Regions from separate parts of the Homo sapiens genome. Here all the other regions are linked to region 1. Evidence: chromatin contacts called from ENCODE Hi-C data. All regions are on one chromosome and are shown on one strand. The core of a region is the stretch at or near the end of the contact, and the rest is flanking DNA. Distances in the headings are between cores, read along the strand shown. Region 1 holds the start of CIMIP6 (ciliary microtubule inner protein 6). Region 2 has its middle 14 kb from the start of EML6. Region 3 holds the start of SPTBN1-AS2 (SPTBN1 antisense RNA 2).

Evidence for each region. A loop is a pair of places that touch in the nucleus more often than their neighbours do. Pooled maps may share reads with other maps.
Region 2: a loop to region 1 is called in a map of prostate gland, with 3 times the contacts of the local background. The contact joins the enhancer-like site here to the promoter of CIMIP6 in region 1. A Hi-C loop is called at or near these places in 9 of 168 maps with a recorded cell type or tissue (HepG2, OCI-LY7, chondrocyte and 5 more), 7 of 37 single-sample maps with no recorded cell type and 22 of 50 pooled maps.
Region 3: a loop to region 1 is called in a pooled map, with 3 times the contacts of the local background. The contact joins the promoter of SPTBN1-AS2 here to the promoter of CIMIP6 in region 1. A Hi-C loop is called at or near these places in 2 of 168 maps with a recorded cell type or tissue (chondrocyte and dorsolateral prefrontal cortex) and 5 of 50 pooled maps.

Annotation. Positions count from the first base shown.
Region 1 is chr2:54,328,488-54,333,227 of GRCh38, reverse strand. CIMIP6 (ciliary microtubule inner protein 6) reads right to left here and starts at 2,344. Exons shown (of 5, transcript NM_001100396.2): 1 at 2,227-2,344. The coding sequence starts at 2,252.
Region 2 is chr2:54,707,104-54,711,843 of GRCh38, reverse strand. No RefSeq gene overlaps it. Among named protein-coding and RNA genes, the nearest start is that of EML6, 14 kb to the left of the region's middle. Within about 2 kb of position 2,448, at least 11 of the 41 ENCODE cell types and tissues checked have a DNase peak (open chromatin) inside an H3K27ac peak, as active enhancers do; they include prostate gland, where a contact is called at or near this core.
Region 3 is chr2:54,677,465-54,682,204 of GRCh38, reverse strand. SPTBN1-AS2 (SPTBN1 antisense RNA 2) reads left to right here and starts at 2,160. Exons shown (of 3, transcript NR_186176.1): 1 at 2,160-2,381. It overlaps LOC105374653 (a long non-coding RNA gene), which reads right to left. Exons shown (of 3, transcript XR_940104.2): 2 at 450-649.

The DNA of each region.
Region 1 (4,740 bases), core at 1,095-3,594:
ACCTAGTTTTTTGTTTACTTGTTTTTAGTAAGCACTACAAATATCCTTTACTAGTCAATAAGTTCCATGAAGGTGTACATTGTTGAATTCACCATGTGCCCAACATCAGGAAAAGTGTCCTGTTCATCCAAGGTAAATGGACTGCCATTATAACATTTACATATTTCTGGTGAATCTGCTGGAGTTTACTCCAGCTTTGTTTGAATACCCTCAACCACCCCTCCAGTACACATAAAAACAACATTCAGAATCCTTGGATTCTAGTTCCCTGCTTCCCAAAAATTACTTTCTGCAAAGGATTTGGAAAAACTGATTACTGGTAAAGTGTAAAAAACTTCTAAACCTTTTTCTATTACCTTTCCAGAGATACAATTATTTATTTAAAGGTAGAGTCTTTGGGGTCAATTAATTTATTATTGTAGGCTTCTGGCATCAGTTTTTTCCACCTGTTTCTCATAGTTATCACCCAACAATATACACTTGTAGTGATCAAGTCCTTGAAGAAAAGGACTGGGGCTATTTGTTATATAGTTAAATTCATTTGATTAAGCACTTGTGGTATGAATGCCTACGGGTTGATAAATAAGTGTGAAATATATGACTCGAGCAATCTCTTGCCAGAAGAAAAGCACAGATAAAAACACTGATGGGCTCTGAAGTGAGTCAGACAGGGACTGGAATCCCAGTTCTGCCATATCTGAGCCTTTGTCTCATTTGCATGATAGGAACAATACCTATTGTAAGAGATATGAGAATAACATTGAATAATTCATTGTTTCAACAGATATTTATTGAGTTGCGTGCCAGGTGCTGTTGGAGGCACTGATGATAAAGCAGTGACAAAACAAAAATTCCTGCCCTCATAGAGCTTACACTCTAATGGGGAAAGGCGGATGAAAAAGTAAATTATATAGTCTGTTAAGTGCTAAGGACAATAATAAAATAGAGAATGGGAAAAGGGAGTGTATGTATGTAGGAGGTAGGTTTGCATTTTCAGGTAGGGTGGAGGCTGCATTGTGAAGGTGGCAAATGAAAAAAGAGGGGAAGAGAGAGCTAAGTGCATATTTGTGGGAAAAGCATTCTAGCAGAGTGAACTGTAACTGCCAAAGCTTCCCAGCAGAAGTGTAACCATCCTTAGCGCACTGCTTCTAAAAGTATGGGCACTGGAGTAGCAGCATTGGCATCAATTGTGACCTTGTTAGAAATACAAATTTATGGGGCCCATTTCCTTTATGTACCTAGTTTTTTGTTTACTTGTTTTTAGAAAGCACTGCAAACTCAGAATCTCTGGGGCTGGTTCCCAGGAACGTGTTTTAACCAGCTGTTTCGCTGATTCTTATGCACGTTCAAGTGTGAGAACCATTGTTCCAGGGACAAAAATACAGGCTTTGGAAGAGGGTATCCCTGGCTCCACATCATTCCTAACTAGCTGTATGTACTACCTTGATTAATAGTCTCAATTTAAGGTACATCAGAATCACCTGGATGCCTTGGTTGAAGCCAGATTATTGAGCCCCAGCCATAGAGTTTCTGATTCTGTGTGTCTCGGGGGTGGGAAGTCCCCAAAATTTGCATTCCTAACAACCAGGTGCTGCTGATGCTGGTCTTTATCACTGCAGATGATAGCAGAAAGGCCTGTTTGCTGTAGCAGAGTCCTGTCAGAGGGAGGCAAGAAACGGTAAGGGGCGTGTTGTGTAGACTCCATAGGCCATTGGAGGTGCCTTGGCTTTTACTCTACGATGTCGGATGGAGAACGGCGATCTAACCTGGGCTGTAAACGGATAGCTCTGACTGCTGTGTCGAGGAGGCTGCAGAGGGGTAAGGGAAAAGCAAAGCCACCAACTGGAGGGCTGTTGCAGCATCCCGGCAAGAGAAGCTGGTACTTGGGACTGGGTGGGCACAGTACTGAAAGTGATGAGCAGTGGTAGATTCTGGATAATTTTAAAGGTAAAGACTACAGAATCTGCTAATAATTGTGAGAAGGAGTGGATGACTTCAAGAATTTTAGATCCGGTAATGCAAGTCAAGTCCCTGACACACAGTATGTGCTCAGTAAACGGTGCGTTTTAAAAATTATTGTTGTAAGCGCTCAGCCAACTGGAAATTAGAGAAGCAAGGGGGCTGTCTGAGCTTGGCCTGGACTGTCCATGCTGGATCCCGGCCTCCCCCTGAAGGAGGAAAATAGTTTTTGGAAAGGGAAATAAGACACCAAACCCCAGCACTTACTGATGCTTATCTTCCTTTTCCTCCATGGGCCTCTACGGCACCAGGCAGCGAGGAGCCTCCTGGGAAGAACAGGGACGCAGCCCTGCCAGGAAAAGGGTGCGCAAAGCGCGGCGACTGTGACTCGCGCGTTGCTAAGCGACGGGCGCTAGTCCTCGGAAAGGGGCGTGGGGGGAAACTCCTGGAGTGCGCAGGCGCAGTTAAGCCGGGTTGGTGCTGGACTGTTGCTCACTGTGCGCGACTGCGCGGCGAGGAGGGCGGGGGTGCCTGGCCGCGTCTCTAGGCGTGTGGGCTCGACGCCCTGCGTTTGAACTTGCCCTTCCCATTGTAGGGCCAGGAGGGGTGTTTATCAGGACTGATTTGGTCCTTGAGGATAGGGGAAGGGCTGTTTCCGGAGCTGCGGGGCAGCGCTGCTGCCGTCTCCGCCGTGCCCGCCCTCCGGAGCCCGGCAGGTCGTCGTCAAAGCGCTGCCACGGGTCGCCCAAGCTGGCTGCAAAAGTGCGGGCCGGCGGGAAGGATACTTGTTTTCCCTTGTATTGTTAACAATACTGTGCGAGTCGTGATTGGTTGCTCCTGAGCTGCCTAGCCTTTACTCCAGAAAGCTTGGTTGTCACTGTTTTCCACCATTTCTGACAAAACCTTCCCCGGCTGGGCTGCCAGGATTAAAATAGAGCAAGGGAACACTCATCTCCTGCAAATGAGGCTCCCTGCTGTGTGTCATCTGTTGCAGCCTGAGCGGGGTTCAGAATAGGGTAGCTTAGGCAGCGGGTTGGGGCTTGTATGTGTAGCACTTACCCAAAAAGAGCAAGCTCCTGGGAAAAGCCGTTGCTGACTTGCATCCACCTTCTGGCCCTGGAATTTCTTACTTCATTTCACCATTGCCTCCCAATTTCCACTACCAGAGCCAAAAGTCTTTGGCATCTGTCATAGTAACTCACGCATTTCCCTGGATAACGGAAAAAGAAAAGTCCAGAGTTGAATTCTGCCTTATATCAGGCTATGCATACGTATATGTTTGGAATCCAGAGTCAGTGTTCGTGTGTGTGTTTACATTCACCTTGGAGAGTGATGGGAGAGCAGAGGTTGGTCCTAGGACTCATTTTATGTATGTGACCTGAAATCCTATCAGGAAGAAGAATATATGTGTAGATTTGACACCTAGTGACCTAAATACCTGAGTGTGGACTTCGTTGTTAAAGACTGGAGTGTGTGTGAATGTGTCATTGTGTGTGTGTGTGTTTGGTGAGTAAGGAGTGGATGAGTAAATAAATATGGGGCAAGTGGGTTGAAAACCAGAAAGCAGGGGGAACTAATAGCAATTGAGCTTCCACTAGGGGACCAGGCATTTGTTAGGCATTGTATTAAACACCACCTGCTTATCTGGTCTTATCCTAACCATCACACTGTGATTAGGAGCTTAGGGTCTGGGAGCAGTCAGTGTTTGAAACCTGGCTTTACCACTTAACTAGCTAGTTCACTTGGGCAAATGATCTAACCTCTCTGAGCCTCAATTTTTTTCATCCACAAAATGGGGAAAATACCTAGGGTTGTTGTGAGGTGTAGATGATTTAATACAGGCAGAGTACTGAGAACAGGGCCCGATGCTTAGTAAGTGCTTTGCCATTATTTTTATTGATCAACTTGATCTGCTTATGCTGCCACATGTCCTTGAGGGTTAGTCAACTCCCTCATCATTCCCCCTAATTTCTGCTTCAACCTTCACCAATCTCTTCAAGTCCTAAAACCACTTACCCTCAGGAACAATCTCAGGGCTTAAAGAAATGAGGGCATTTTCTCAACTTGATCCTTTCAGACTGACAAGTTCACCTGCATCCGTACAGGATTAGAGTCATTTGCCTCTCTTTTGAGCGGTATGGTATTAGTTTTAAATATATTTATGTCAATCTCTGTTAAGTAGCTTGCATATGTCTAGGACTTATTAAAAGCTATGAGAAACATTTAAAAAAGAAATTGTGGGCTAGGTGCAGTGGCTCACGCCTATAATCCCAGCACTTTGGGAGGCCAAGGCGGGCAGATCGTGAGGTCAGGAGATCGAGACCATCCTGGCTAACACAGTGAAACCCCGTCTCTACTAAAAATACAAAAATTAGCCGGGCGTGGTGGCACGCACCTGTAGTCCTAGCTACTCGGGAGGCTGAGGCAGGAGAATCACTTGAACCCAGGAGGCAGAGGTTGCAGTGAGCCAAGATTGCACCATTGCACTCCAGCCTGGGTGACAGAGCAAGACTCAGTCTCAAAAAAAAAAAAAAAAAAAAGGAAAGAATTTGTGCCAATCACAGGGAAGTCACAATCTAGTTAGAGACATAAGACATACAGTAAAACAAAAAACTGTGACCAAAACATCAATGATACATGAACGCATTATATAACTGATAGACAAAGTATCACATTGCAGTACTGATAGTATAATAATGTGCCAATTATTTATTCCTGGTGCATTCTCTGCAGGGTGCCGCATAAAAGTATGAATTTTATAATAACTTTTGATGTTTTTTA
Region 2 (4,740 bases), core at 1,199-3,698, 380 kb before region 1:
AAAAGTAAATTGAAACTACATTGATTTTAAAATGTGGAAAATTGTACATTTCTGAAGATATGCTTAAGGACAAAATGAACAAAAGGAAGGCATGCCTAAAGATTGACTGTAAAGTTAAAAAGAAAAACTTTTTGTAGTCATCATATTGGAGTATATTAAATGATACCCCAGGGATACAATCAGCAAAATTGATATTTGGGGAATTCTAAAAGACAATCTGTTTTTTAATCAAATAAATTATAAGAATTAAAAATGAGGGATGGCAGGGGAAACTCTTATTAAAACATATTTAAAGGACATACCAACTTATCTTCTGGAGCATATTTGGATCCAGGGTTGAACAAGCTGTTAAAAAAAAAAAGAACTATGAGATAATCATGAAACTGTTAATACTCAATGTTTGATGATTTTAAGGTATTATTAAATTTTAGAAGTTATAATGGTATTGTGGTTATGCTTTCAAACAAGAGTTCTTATCTTTTAGAGATTCATGCTGAATTATTCACCATGAAAAGATTTGAAGTGTGAATTTGCTTAATTTGTTTAGAAATAATCTGGAGAGGGTAGGGAGAAGTGGATGGGATTCTACATAAAGCCAAATAGGCCCTGAGCTGATAATTACTAAAGCTGGATAATGAGCACATGTAAGTTTGCTCTACTATTCTATTTTTTATATGTTCTACATGCTCCATAGATCTCTTTTTTCCAGTTTTTAAAATTAATATTTTTCAACTGTTCCAAATATTGTTAGAGCCAGGATTCTGGACAGGGTGTGTCTTCACTGACTATTTCAGCCAAAATACTAAGGTCATAATCAGGTGAGCAGCATCTGCTACAGAATCTTCTCTTGGGCCTATTTCCATCTGAAGGTGTTTACTCATTATCCTTGCAGAGTGCTTTCATTATAGTTTCATTATTATAAATTATACTTTCATTATTAAATTATAGTTTCATTAAAATGAATCAAGTAAGATTTTGGTTTATCATTTTCTCCAATGAGAATAGGGAGAAAGTGTAGGGTGATGGTTAAGGATTTGGGCTCTGGAGTCAGACATCTCCATTCAAGTCCAATTCTACCATCTGGATATGTGACCCTGGGCAAGTTATTTATCTCTTAACATCTCAGTTTACTTATCTTTAAAATAGGCATGGATAATAAAACACATTTCATAAATATGTTGTGAGAATTCGATGAACTGGAGAATGTATGTAAAGTGATTATAATACATACCACATAGCGTTATGGGATCCTTGGAGTGTCACTTGGCCATCCAGAAACCTCTGTGGCCAGTGGTACCTTTGCTGGGTTTTGCTCTGGCCCTCTGGGCTCATTCCGCCCACTCTGCCTGGAAGGTTACCCTTGGCTCGCACTACTGGCCTGGATCCCACACCTGCCAAGGGCAAGTCAGGCGTGGAGCAGCAAGAGGTGTGGGCGAGCTTGGGGTCCGGCCACTGTGCGCAGCCAGGCACTCCAGCTGCAGCAGGGTGGGCAGCTCCAGGTGCTGGCTCCAGAGCTGGCTCCCCGCAAGGCTGCTGCTAGACCAGGCGTACCATAAGCAACTTCCACAGCTGACATCAGGGAACATGGTGATACCCAGAAGCTTGGAGACGCCAGAAACTGCAGAGCCCTAAAGAGGGTGTCACAGACCTGGCTCGGGGAGCTCCTAGGTCTGGGATCCCTGACGGGCTGCAGCTCTTCTTTTCTTCTCTCTTCTCTCCTTCTTGTTGCCCGCAACGTGGCAAGCAAAAGGCGTGTTTCAGCCCTGTTTGTGTTACAGCTCTTTTAGCCCCACCATTTGACGGGTCCCGATTTCTTGTCCTGGGTGTCCAGGAAGAATGAGGTACACGGACAAGTGGAGGATGAACAAGACAAAGAGGAGCTTTACTGAACAACAGAACAGCTCAGAGGAGACCCGCAGTAGGTAGCTCCTCTAGGTAGCCAGGGTTTTCCCAATGAGTGTTCAGCTCTCAGCAGAGAAGGGTAGGTCTTCTCTTTAGGTAGGTCGTCCCATCGTCTCTTCAGGTCTGGCTGAGTCCGTGGCTTTTTATGGGCCTCAGAGGGGAGGAAGTGTGTGCCAGTCAGTCCATTAGCAGCCATGGACGGCCCGAAAAAAGCACCACAAGTTCCCACTCTGATCACGGGACCAGCAGCCCGGCCGCCAGACTTCAGACCTTCCCCGGATGGAAGGTGGGGCTTCACCAGGGACCTGCCTGTTTCCCAGGAGCCTGTCTGATCCTGCCGCCTTTATGGTGCCCAGGCGGTTCCGGCCCAGGGGCACCAGCAGGCCAGTGCAAAGCTGCCCTCAGCCCCTGCCGCGGCCTCCCTCACGGGCTTATCGGTGCCCAAAGCCCAGAGGAGGCTGAGGCGGCAGGGGACTGGTGTGTCAGCGCTGCCCTGAGTGTGCGCACACCCAGCTGGGCTGCAACAGCACCTGGGCTTGGCCCCAACCTTGCTCCGAGATCAGAGTGAGCAGCAGGAGCTGGGAGAAGCCAGGCAGCAGGAGCAGACACCTCCAAGGCTGCGGGGGTAAAGGGGGGCCTTCCTGGCCCCCAAGAGTGCGGAGATGCCTGGATCCGCAGCCGCGGCTAGGCGGCTGTAGCTGCACCTGGGAGGGCAGGGCTCCTGCCTGCTCCCGGCCCCCAAGAGCACAGGGAGGCCTGGGTCCACAGCCACGACTTGGGCGGCTACAGCTGTCCCTGGGAAGGCGGGGCTCCTGCCGACTCCATGGAACACAGCATTGCCACGGGCCCAGCTCCTCCTCCAGGCTCCTCTCTGCCTGTCCCTCCATGCCCCACCGTACTGCTCCCCTGCCAGTGGGTGAATCGGCCTGGCCCCACCATGGGGGCTCCCAGGACGGCAGGCTCCGAGGGGTCTCCCAGGGGTGGGCTCCAGGGTCTGCTAGCCTCCTCTCCGCATTTTGCCTGCAGCAGCGGTAGGCAAGGTGCAGGCGGCGCAGCAGCCCCTGCAAACTCTGCACAAACAAACCCGACGCTCTCAGGCGGCCCCATGAGTCCTGGTTGTGCCTTCAGCTGGGGGCTCGGGGGCTGCCAAGACGTGGCGGGAGCAAGGTTGAGGCCCCAGTGGAGGTCCCAAACCTGGGAGTGGGTCCTGCCCCGCTGTGTGAAGGTGAGGGTGGTGCAGTTGGCTGCCTCAGGAACGCGGGGCACAGGGGACGTGGGGCACACCCACCACCGCCACTGCTGCTCCTGCAGCGGCTCCTGCCACCACCGCCTGCGCCTCCCCACTGCAGCCAGCGTGGTGGCAGCGGCTGCTCCGGAAGGCCCACCACTGTCATCAATAGCACTCCAAATATTTATTATTAATTATAGTTGCACAACATCAATATTTAAAATATCCTCTCAAAGAAGACTCCCAAAAAATGTAAAAGGAGGATTTAATTATGCATGAGTCTGTGTGATTGCCTGAGTTACTGTTACTGTGTTTTTAGTTTGCCTGGCCATGAAAGTTTTCTGATAAAATTCTAGAATGTATTAGAACTAATTCTGCATTAAACTAAGATTTCTTCACAACCTTAAAAGCATCAACATTGTTTAAATGCAAAGACTTTAATGAGCTAAATAATATGTTACAAGTTCATTAAATTGCTACCATTATGCAGCATAGATGAATAAATTTCCAAAATTGCACGCAGAAGGGACAGTATTATGTCATCAATGAATGGTAATATAAAGGCCTCAATATCACATAGTTGGGTTCTAGAGTGAGGAAAACTAGAGAAACGATTATCCAAATAGCTTGACACCCAAAATTCTGTATTTCTGAAAATATCCACTTTACTAAAGGGAAGGAGACTAAAAAATTTACTCTTTTGAACCCTGCTGCTGGTACCTGCAAATACCTAATTTTCTATATTAGTGAGGTTTTTGGTTCTGCTGTCTAAAGGTGAACACTAAACAGAATGACATAGATTTATAGAGCTAGGGACACATGAAATTAAAACAAGACCTGGGTTTAACCACAGCTCTAACCACTTTCCTTGCAGCTTTGAACAAAGCAGTCAATCTCTTTAGGTTTCAATTTACTAAACCATAAAATGAAGGAGTAAGACCAAATGATCTTTGGGATCTCTCCCACCTCTAAAATGTTATGGCCAGTTCATTAATAGCATTAGTTTGATATGGGCAATATATTTTCATGAAGTAGTATAATTCAGTCACACATCATATATTAGATCCTGCTTCAAAGAGTGGGGAAAACAATGTGGAATCAGTGCAATTCACTCCTAATCTAGGGCTCTTTAAAAAGAATAGGGCTGGGTGTGACAGCTCATGCCTGTAATCCCAACAGTTTGGGAGGCCAAGACAGGTGGATCACCTGAGGTCAGGAGTTTGAGAACAGTCTGGCCAACATGGTGAAACCCTGTCTCTACTAAAAATACAAAAATTAGCTGGGCATGGTGGTGTACGCCTGTAATCCCAGCTACTCAGGAGGCTAAGGTAGGAGAATCACTTGAACCTGGAAGGCAGAGGTTTCAGTGAGCCGAGATTGCACCACTGCACTCCAGCCTGGGCAACAAGAGCGAGACTCCATCTCAAAAAAATTAAAAATACTACAATAAAATAAAGAGACTTGGCTAACCTTGTGAATAAACTCAAAACAATTGAATTTTACCTTTTAAATGGTAAGGTTTATGGCATGTGAATTATATCCCAACAAAAAATTACATTAGAAAAAATATTATGCTCATCCTCAAAGAAGGAACATGTGTAGCCTAAAGA
Region 3 (4,740 bases), core at 911-3,410, 350 kb before region 1:
GTCCTCAGTTTTGAAGAAATAAAACCACAAGGAAATGAACAGACCTTAATACTGAAACATAAATTTCATACAAAAACAAAACAGCAGACTGAGGGAAATATTTCATTTGGTGTAATTGATAAAAGGTAAAAATCTGGAGAAAACATTTCAATTTATAAGCAAATCATAGTGATGCCAATAAATAAGCAGACTAAGGATGTTGCAGTGGATAGCTTCATTGTTTTTTTGTTTTTGGCAACTGTGGTAGGCAGAATAATGGTCTCCCAAAGATGTCCACATCCTAATCCACAGAAACTACAAATATGTTTAACATTACATGGCAAAGGGGGATTAAAGTTGCTAATCAGCTGACCTTAAAATAGGGATTGTATTAGTCTGCTTTCACACTGCTATAAAGATGCTACTCGAGACTGGGTTATTTATAAAGGAAAGAGGTTTAATTGACTTACAGTTCTGCATGGCTGGTGAGGCCTCAGGAAACTTACAGTCATGGTGGAAGGGGAAGCAGGCACATTTTTCACAAGTCAGCAGGAGAGTGGAGCAAGGAGGAACTTCCAAACACTTACAAAACCATCAGATTTCCTGAGAACTCAATGACCACAGCATGGGAGAAACCGCCCCCATGGTCCAACGGTCTCCCTCCCTCGACCTGTGCGGATTACAAATCAAAACGAGATTTGAGTGGGGACACAGAGGCAAACCATATCAGGGAGAGTATCCTGGATTACACAGGTGGGCCCAATATAATCACAAGGGTCCTTGAAAGTAGATGAAGGAGGCAGAGGATGGCAACAGTGATGCAGTGTGAGAAAGACTTGATCACTATTGCTGGCTTTGAATATGGGGAAGGGGTCATGAGCCAAGGAATGTGGGCAGCTTCTAAATGTTGCAAACAGCAAGGAATTGAAATTTCCTCTAGAGCATCCCAAAAGGAAAAGAGCCCTGCCAACACCTTGATTTTAATGCAGTGAGTTTTTGTGTCAGACTTCTTACTTATGGAAGAACTGTAAGATAATAAATTTATGTTGTTTGAAGCCACTAAGTTTGTGGTAATTTGGTATAGCAGCAAAGGGAAATTCACACAGCCAGCTACTTTTTAAACGCTGTTCCTGTGTTTGCAGAATCTGTAACCTCAAGGGGCAGAACCTTCCTTCTGCAGAATATGAGGTCTTTTCCCAGCTGCACTTGCAGCAAGGGCACAGATCCATGGCCAGTATCTGTCAATTGTACACCTGCATGATTTTGAATTAGAGGCTGGTCATGTGCAGAGGGGAGCCTGGCAGAATCTGTTCTGTGAGGGCAGTGGCAGGGACAGCTGTCACTGCAGCAGCGTGTTGCTGTCAAAGACAGCAATTCCCACAGCAGGGTTTGCGCACAGTATGGTGTCATGGTGGGCACCTGGCAGTGTCAGAGTCCAGTGACGAGTTCCAGGAGCCTGCCCTAGGCTGGACTTTGGACATTTTTCCTGGCTGTATAAGCCCTAAGCCTGGTGCCCTTGTCCTCCTGGAGATTCTGGGAGCCTTAATAAGTTCCTTTTCTGCTAAATTAGCCAGAGTTGGTTTTTGTGGCTTGTGATTCAGAACCCTCAGTAAATCAGATATGAATGAACAATTCAATTCACTCAAAAAGAAAGTGGTGACACATCCCTGTAGTCCCAGCTCTCAGGAGGATCGATTGAGCCTGGGAGGTCGAGGCTGCAGTGAGCCGTGATCATGCCACTATACCCCAGGTTGGGTGACAGATAAGACCCCATCTCAACAAAAAGGAAAAAAAAAAGCAAGAAGAAAGAAGAAAAAGAAAGAAAGGAAGGAAGGAAGGAAGAAAGGAAGGAAGGAAAGAAAGAAAGAAAGAAAGAAAGAAAGAAAGAAAGAAAGAAAGAAAGAAAGAAAGAAAGAGAAAAAAGAAAGATGACAAAAACAGGAGAAAAAGTTGACCCTAGCTAGCAGTCAAAGAAACTCACAGCTTGAGGTGCCATATGATAGTTACTAAAAACAAAAACAATTGTTTCTGTAGCACAACAACGAGAACAGTTCCTCAGATAATGTCATTTCATTCAACTTTTTTTTTTTTTTTTTAATGATGAGAAAAAAATTGATTCTCTGCCAGGGCCACTGTCTGTGTGGTTTGCATGCTCTCCCCACGTCCACAGGGGTTTTGCTCTGGATGCTCTGGTTTTCTCCCACCCCTCAAAGAGGTGCATGTTCAGTTCACCGGCATGTCTACATGGTCCTGGTGTGAGTGTGGGGTGTGTGTGAGTGTGCCCTGCGATGTGACAGTGTCCTGTTCAGGGCTGGTTCTTACTTTAAGCCCTGAGCTGCTGGAATGAGCTACAGCAACCGGAGACTGGAGACTCCGGCAACCTAGAGAACTGTTATTATTGAGTAAGTTATCTTACTTGCTTTTATTTATCTTTCTTAAATGTATGTATAGCTCATATTTATTTCAGTGGTTAATATCAGAAGTGTTTTTTTTTTTTGAGACGGAGTCTCACTCTGTTGCCCAGGCTGGAGTGCAGTGGTGCAATCTTGGCTCACTGCAACCTCTGCCTCCCAGGTTCTAGTGTTTCTCCTGCTTCAGCCTCCTGAGTAGCTGGGACTACAGGCATGCGCCACCATGCCCGGCTAATTTTTGTATTTTTAGTAGAGACGGGGTTTCACCATGTTGGTCAGGCTGGTCTTGAACTCCTGACCTTATGATCCACTCGCCTCGGCCTCCCAAAGTGCTGGGATAACAGTCATGAGCCACCGCGCCCGGCCTTTGGTTTTTATTTAGAATTTTGATGTGTTTGTGACTAGAAATAAACCATAGGAATATTAATTTGCTTGTGGTAAAATTGGTGTTACTTACTTTCAGATTGCAAGAACATATTGACAACCTTAAGTGAGGACTGACTGTACCTTTGTTTATAGCTAGTAACTAAATGGATACACTGTTTGGAAAGTAATTTGGAAAGGAGTAATAGGAATATTTAGCAAAAATCTGTAAACGTGTCCTTAGCTTCTGACCTGGCAATTGCCAAGAAGCTTGGGAGGGTGTTTGGTAAGATAAAAATTATTTGTGTGCTTGTGTTTGAAAATTATTGATGTGGGCTTACAGTGTGTTAAACTAGGGGTGATAAAATTTGCATTAGGACCCCAGAAGCTTTTAGAGAGCAAAGAGATTAGAACCTATATTCAGTTTCCTGAAATGTAAAGTGACTGAAGCTGTCAGAGCGGCTGAGATCAAGGCTCTCTCTGAGGCTGGGCAGGAGAATGACTCCCCTGGGAGAACATTTCCACAAGGGGAAAGTGGTTAGTAGATGCGTACCCTGCACCAAGGCACGTGATTAAAGGGGAATATGGTCTGTGCAGTAGCCATACCAGGGGGCAGTTTATGCCCCCAGAAAACTGCTCTCAAAAAGAACCAAGAGCTGTAATTTTGGGAACACAAGCCTCTTTGGTGGAGAATGGTGTTATTGCTAAATGCTCAGCATCTGGGGAGCATTTTAATGCCTGATGCTGCATCAACTTGTGGAAAACTACCAATAGTCCTTGAAATAAGCATCACAAAGTCTTGTAGAAACACAGCAAAATGTTTATGATGCATATGTAAGTAAAAATTGTATGCAGAATAGGTACTTGTGATGTTTAACTATGTAGGATTTGAGGCATGTGGGCCAGTGGGTTGTTAGAGTTAAAAAAAAAAGGAAGAATGCTTTTTTTTTTTTTGAGACAGAGTCTCTCTCTGTTGCCCAGGCAGGAGTACATGGGCATGATCTCAGCTCACTGCAACCTCCACCTCCCAAGTTCAAGTGATTCTCGTGCCTCAGCCACCCAAGTAGCTGGTATTACAGGCGTGCACCACCAGGCCTAGCTAATTTTTTTTTTAAGTAGAGATGGTGTTGTGCCATTTTGGCCAGGCTGGTCTTGAACTGCTGACCTCAAGTGGTCTGTCCGCCTTGGCCTCCCAAACTGTTGGGATTACAGGTGTGAGCTACCACACCTGGCCCAAGAATGCTTTTATCATACTGTCTTTCCTGTTCAAAATATTGCATCTCTTACCAACATGTTTCACTAAAAAAACATGAGGTCACCAAATGCCTATTTAAGGAACTGAATTTTTATTTTTAAAAATAAAGTCCCCCAAGTGATGCTACTCATCTGTTTCTTTGGGGAATCCCAGATGCCTGAGTTAATGGTCAGAACATCATTTGGCTGGGAAACAATCCATATAGGTGCAACTGTCCCTGGGTGCGTGGCCCCGTGATTGGGTGCAGCTCCCTCTCAGTCAGTTCTCACTGTCTTATCAAGACTCCATCTCTGAAATCTTGAAATGCATCTTGAAATGCAAGGATCCTTAATCCATTTATTCCTTTGACAAACAGAAAATGAGCCCTTCTGTCTGTTCACGCTTCCCCTCTTTCCTCTTCTGAGAAATGGAGGTCTAATTGCTGGCATGGGAAAGAGCCTTGTTTTAACCGTCAGCTCCGCCCTAGTGGATGGAAGACAGGGTTAGCATGCCCTGTTTTTCATACAGCACCTGGGCTTGTAAAATGGAACTAAAGAAGGAAATGATGACCAGGCATCCAGAAGTCAGCTCCTGTCTTTCTATGCTCTGCTAGAAAAGAGAGGTTGTGAGCTGAGGGACATCAGGAGAGCAGGAAGACCTGCAGGAAGAGCCGGCTGGGCACCCAAACATGGCTGTACCTCAGAAGATGCCTGTGCAGTTCAGAACTTGGAGGAGATGGGGCCGCAGGTGCTG